2 separate regions of the Homo sapiens genome follow, and region 1 is linked to region 2. A link is a contact called in ENCODE Hi-C or POLR2A ChIA-PET data. All regions are on one chromosome and are shown on one strand. The core of a region is the stretch at or near the end of the contact, and the rest is flanking DNA. Distances in the headings are between cores, read along the strand shown.

Region 1 (2,828 bases), core at 312-2,811, 39 kb before region 2:
TCATATTATCTTTGCTCAATAAAATATTTGTTGAACGAATGAATTCATGACAGGGGAAACTGAGACATAGCATGGGTAAGTAAACTGTCCCAGGTCACATTGCTGTTAAGCAGCCAACCAGGGTCTGCATGATTGCAAAGCCTTGGTGCATAAGCACCATGTTATTCAGCCTCTTGATGAATTATGTCAATGCACAACAAGCAGGAATATTCTGACCAGACCAGAATAATCGATAGAGCAAGTTAGAGGGAACTTATCAACTGGGCAAGATCCTACAGAACCGAAGTTTACTGTTCTTCTCAGTTATTTTTTTGATTAAATTGGAAAGTTTTTTTGAGTTGTCACCAAGCAAAATGCAAGTAACTAATATTTGAGGATGAGCCAATAAATTCAGTATCCTTAAAACATTAGTGCATTAGCCTAAATGAAAACAATTTATAACTTGCTTACCTTTTTGGTATGGTTTAAAAGAAGATGAAAGCTATTCTGGGTAAAGAGAAATCGGCAAGTGGCTAGATGACTGTAGTACGTTCACGCAGTGGCACAATTGTGCCTATGTAGAAACATGGAATGGATGTAGTTGTATACGTGGAAAAGTAGACCCCAAAATGCTGTATACACAATGATGACATCTCTGAAAATTCTGTTACCAATAGAATTGTAAGAGACCTTGGGTTCATAGATAGTCAGGGATTCGAGGGTTTAGAATTTATTTGGTGATTTAATGTTGTTCTTGATATTTTGATGTTTCTGTTTAACTGTTACTCCTCAGATGATTAAATAAACATAAAAAAGAAGAAATACAATGTACCATCATGTGAGCCAAGCAAATACGTCATCCCCATCTGCTGCACATCCTTTTCCTTCCTGCTGTCCACCTCCACTGATCGCTGACATTCAGCAACTGCCTTTCCCAGGCTTCAGCCCGGCCTTCCTGTCCCCTGACTGTAACCTCTGCATGTTATATACCACCTGACTCTAACTGCATTTTCTTCTTTACTCCCTTGATTACTCTCAGATTCTTCTCTTTCTAGTTGCCTGAGGCTTTTGTCCCACTGCTTTTGCCCTCCTGTCTTAGATAAGTCCTTTTGCTTATCCTTTCCGTACCCTGGAGCACTCTCCCAGCCTCTTTTTGCTGTGCAGTCGCCATCCATGTTTTGCCCTGTCTGACTCCTATGCCCATGGTCCAGTGCTTTTAGCCCTGTCTGAGGAAATCCTGTGACTGCTCTGATGTGATCTGGCCCCCTCTGTCTCTACATTTGCTGCTCTCAAATCTTTGTTCCTCCCATCTAGTTAGGGTTCTTGATAGCAAACTATAGAAATCTACTCTGGCTGATTGAAACAGAAAAAGGATTTAGTGAAGGCTATTGAGAACTCTTGGAATTACCAGCAATGTCAATTAAGTAGGCTTAGAAAATATAGAGGGACAAAGTGGGAACTGAGCAGCCAGAACCATGAATGAAATTCTATGGCCACAGAGCTGGTTTCAGGAGATGCTGCTGCTACTGTTGCTGGACAGTGAACGCTGCAGCTGGCACCACTGGCACTGGATGCTGGACCCCTGCCAGCAGTACCTTTGCTACCAGAACAGAGTCTCCTCCAGCCCTGCCCCTCTGTAGCACTAGCTCCTGGTCAGATCTAGGCAGAAATAGCTGGGCAAGTCACTGGCCCATCTACTAGCTGTAAGGAGGCCTAGAAAGGAGTATCTCACTTCTGCTGTGAGAAAGGGGCTTTGCCTGCAACCACAGCTCATACTCTGGGAAATTGCTTAAACAAATTCTAGACAGGAACAAAACAAAGAAAAAAAAAGACCACATGGTCCATTCCTGATCCATAATAATTGTTGTATTAAACTTTCCACAACTTCCTTAAATCCTGAAAGCTACTTCTTCCAACCTCTCACTCAGCAAGAACTCTGGTATATAGTTTAACGCAAAATTAAACTTTAGGGATCACAGATTTATACACAAAGATGTTCATAACAATATGATTTAGAATAACAAAAAAGGAGTCAGCCTAAATTTCCAACAATAACCATTTCCATTAACAAGAGAATGGTTAATGAGTTATGAGATCTCCATAGGATTAAATATATGCAGTCATTAAAAACCGTGAGTTTTTAAAAAGTATTTTAAAAACAAATATAACTAACTTTACTAATATTATGTATAAGCTCTCACAATTGCAAATATGCATATATGAACATATATTAGAGTATAAATATATACAAAGACGTAAGTTAGAAGAGAATACACCAAAATGTTAAGATTGGTGAGATTAAAAGGATTGTGTTCTTTTTTGTGCTTCTCTGTATTTTTCACACTGAGATGAAAAGTTAATATTTAAAAGAGGGGCAAACTTTCTATGCCACTATTTTTATCTTTTATCATATTCTCAGTACAACTTTTCCCAAACCAACCTCATGAACCAAATACTCTGAATACTTACTATTTTCTCCTGGTATTGAAAGAACTTACCCTTTTCTATGTGGTCATTTCCTCCTTCACTATCAGTTTGTTCTCACTGATGTTTATGTTCACATGTAGATCATTCATTCCATTCTGTAAACCCTTTCCCCAGCCCTGCTTGGCCCATCCAGCTGACACCTGAGCTCCCCTCTCCCACAGCATGCTTACTTTTCCCCTGCCCTGTATTTTGGTCCAATGACTCACTGAAATAGCCATCTCTGAGGTTTCCATTACTCTTCTCTTGACCAAATCTGAAGATCTTTTCTCTGTCTCTATCTTTGTAGCTCTGCTACCTGCAAGAAATGGTATTGATCATTTCATCATCTTTGACACACTTTTAGGGATAGGCAAGGGACCTTG
Region 2 (2,880 bases), core at 380-2,879:
TTGCTTTCCTCCCTGCCTTGAGGGTATTACCAGTTTCACAACAGATGCAAGGTCAGCCATGCCCTTTGCAAGGTCTCTGGAGCAGATTACGTCTTTCAAAAGGCACTAGAGTCCCCAATTTAACTTTCTGACAAATCAAATCCACATGTTTGGCTAAGCCTGTTGTATGACAACAGCGTCTGGTCTCACCTGGGCTGAAGCTGAGCTCCAGCAGGAACCGGGAACACCAGGCAGGCATCAGATGCTTTCAATTGTTTATGGCTCTTGGCTTTTATTTTAATTTTTTTGAAGTTTAAAAAAATTTTATTTTATGTGCAGAGAGCTAGCAGTGGTTTCTTTCATTGAGCGCTGTCTTGGATAATCCATTCAGGGAAGACCACTTAGTCCAACTTGATGAGGGCTATAATCCCTTCCATTCTGATGGAAACACAGGTGGCACATATTGAAGTTATAGTCCCAGATCAAACCTGCTGGTTTGACCAGACACAGCAAGAGCAAGAACCGTGGCCAAATTTTCTAGGGTAGTTCCAGCAGAGCTGCTGATGACACATCTCTGAAAAAAGGGCAGTAATTCTGTGCACTGCACATTTTAAGGACTCAAAAAACTTGTTGGTGATGAATATGTGCATTATTTCAAATGTGACATTCAATCTTCTCAACTTCAAAAGATAAAAAACAAAACAAAACAAAACAAAACAAAAAACAGGTCCAAATGGACAGGTAACTAAAGCACTTATTGGTGAGGCTTGTCTAGGTTTTCTTTCATTAGGGTCCTTCTACTGAGTTTCAGGAGTTGACATGATGTTGATATTTTAAGGATGCGGTACTTAAATGCTAGACATTCAGATGTTGTGCTTCATTATTCATTCATCTCAACACATATTGGAAGGCCAGTCTGCACCAGGTTATATACCTGGTTGTATTTGTGTTCTGTCCATACAGTATGGGGAGATATAGGTGTGTGCGTGTGTGTGTGTGTGTGTGTGTGTGTGTGAATGTGTAATTATTTTTGATGACCATATTAAAAAAAGAAAAAAGAAACGAAAGAAAAGAAAGGGAAGGTGTGTGGTGAAACTGTTGAGAACTTCCCCAGTGCCTATTCCAGAGTTAGGCCCTCCTGGTCCAATCCCAGCACTACAAATATTAGTTGTGAGACTTTGGGCAAGTCTAATGATATGTTCTAAATGATATGATCTAAATGTTCTCATCTGTACAACTGTGACAAAAACAGGACCCATTTACTGTAAATATTAAAAGATTTAAACCATGTGCCTGGCATGTGATAAGGGCTCCATAAATGTTAATTTCATGATAAAGAAAGGGACTAGACATCAGCTTTGGGGGCAAAAAGAACCCCATCAAACTTGTAAATGTCACTATCATGATTATTGACACTCTGTTGATGATATTGTGCAGAAAATAATTAACATAACAGGCCCGAACTACTGCCTGTGAAAAGGCAGGCTTGCAAGGTTGGCCCTTGGCTGGTATGTGGGAGAGAACTGAGATTTTGCAAGGGTTCCCACCATTAACTGATAAGAGTGGTTCATTGTGCCAGACTGTTTGTGCAAACAATGTGGTTTGTGCTGAACACCTGCTTTCTTCTGGGAAGCCAGTATTTCCATATGTGCCAGGTTGGGGCTGCCTACATGACCAGGCTCCAGTAAAAACGTGGGGCACCGAGTCTCTAATGAGCTCCCTTGGTTGGCAACATTTCACACCTGTTTTCACATACAGAACTTGCTGCTGGGGGGTTAATTTATCCTTTGTGATTTTACTGACAGAGGAGCCTTAGAAGCTTGTGCCTGGTTTTCCCCAGACTTCACCCCAGATGCCTTTTCTCTTTGCTGATTCTGCTTGTTATCTTTTTGCTGAAATAAATCATAGCCATTAGTGTTACATGATAGTAGGCTGAGTCCTATGAGTCCTCTTAGTGACTCATTGAACCCGGGGATGGGCTGAACTAGTTATCTCTAAAGGAAACACATTTATTTGGGAAAGAGTGGTATCACAGCATCATCTAATTTAATGTAGGTAAACAAACATATCATTTTAAAAAAATGACTCAGAAACATACAATTTGAAAAAGTGTTCTTAAATGAATAAGGGATAAAAACGCTCCAAGCAGCATTGTGTCTTCAGTGACCCTTCTTTAAAATTATAAAAATGTTAAGAGTCTTTAGTGCTGTAAAAATTATACACTGTAGGCCAGGCACGGTGGCTCACACTTGTAATCCCAACACTTTGGGAGGCCAAGGCGGGCGGATCACCTAAGGTTGAGAGTTCGAGACCAGCCTGACCAACATGGAGAAACCCTGTCTCTACTAAAAATACAAAATTAGTTGGGCATGGTGGCACATGCCTGTAATCCCAGCTACTCGGGAGGCTGAGGCAGGAGAATCGCTTGACCCCAGGAGGCGGATGTTGCAGTGAGCTGAGATTGCACCATTGCACTCCAGCCTGGGCAACAAGAGTGAAACTCATCTCAAAAAAATAAATAAATAAAATAAAATAAAATAAAATTATACACTGTAATGTATAGAGCAGGGGTGTCCAATCTTTTTGGCTTCCTTTGGCCACATTGGAAGAAGAATTGTCTCGGGCCACACATAAAATACACTAACACTAATGACATAAGATGAGAAAAAAAAAAAGGCCCAAGCATAAATCTCATAATGTTTTATGAAACTTTACAAATATGTGTGGGGCCACATTCAAAGCCATCCTAGGCTGCATGCAGCCCGCAGGCTGCGGGTTGGACAAACTTGGTATAAAGCAGAAGGCAGCAATGCGGTAATTTACAATTTTTCGGTCATTGTACACTAAAAGCTCCCTGGGTCCCACTCCTACTCCACACACCTCCCTTTCTACCCCGTTCCC

The links. Hi-C counts contacts between places; a loop is a spot of excess contacts on that map. ChIA-PET counts read pairs that join two places held with the same protein, here RNA polymerase II (POLR2A). Pooled maps may share reads with other maps.
Region 1: a loop to region 2 is called in a map of GM18951, with 2.5 times the contacts of the local background. The contact joins two enhancer-like sites. A Hi-C loop is called at or near these places in 6 of 168 maps with a recorded cell type or tissue (CD14-positive monocyte, GM18951, PC-3 and 3 more) and 1 of 50 pooled maps. POLR2A ChIA-PET finds 5 or more read pairs at or near these places in 7 of 52 experiments (A673, H1, Panc1 and 4 more).

The regions. Positions count from the first base shown.
Region 1 is chr1:94,988,329-94,991,156 of GRCh38, reverse strand. The region is part of intron 3 of ALG14 (ALG14 UDP-N-acetylglucosaminyltransferase subunit); the gene reads left to right. Among named protein-coding and RNA genes, the nearest start is that of CNN3, 63 kb to the right of the region's middle. Within about 2 kb of position 1,561, at least 4 of the 41 ENCODE cell types and tissues checked have a DNase peak (open chromatin) inside an H3K27ac peak, as active enhancers do.
Region 2 is chr1:94,948,885-94,951,764 of GRCh38, reverse strand. All of the region lies in intron 2 of CNN3-DT (CNN3 divergent transcript), which reads right to left. Among named protein-coding and RNA genes, the nearest start is that of CNN3, 23 kb to the right of the region's middle. Within about 2 kb of position 1,629, at least 4 of the 41 ENCODE cell types and tissues checked have a DNase peak (open chromatin) inside an H3K27ac peak, as active enhancers do.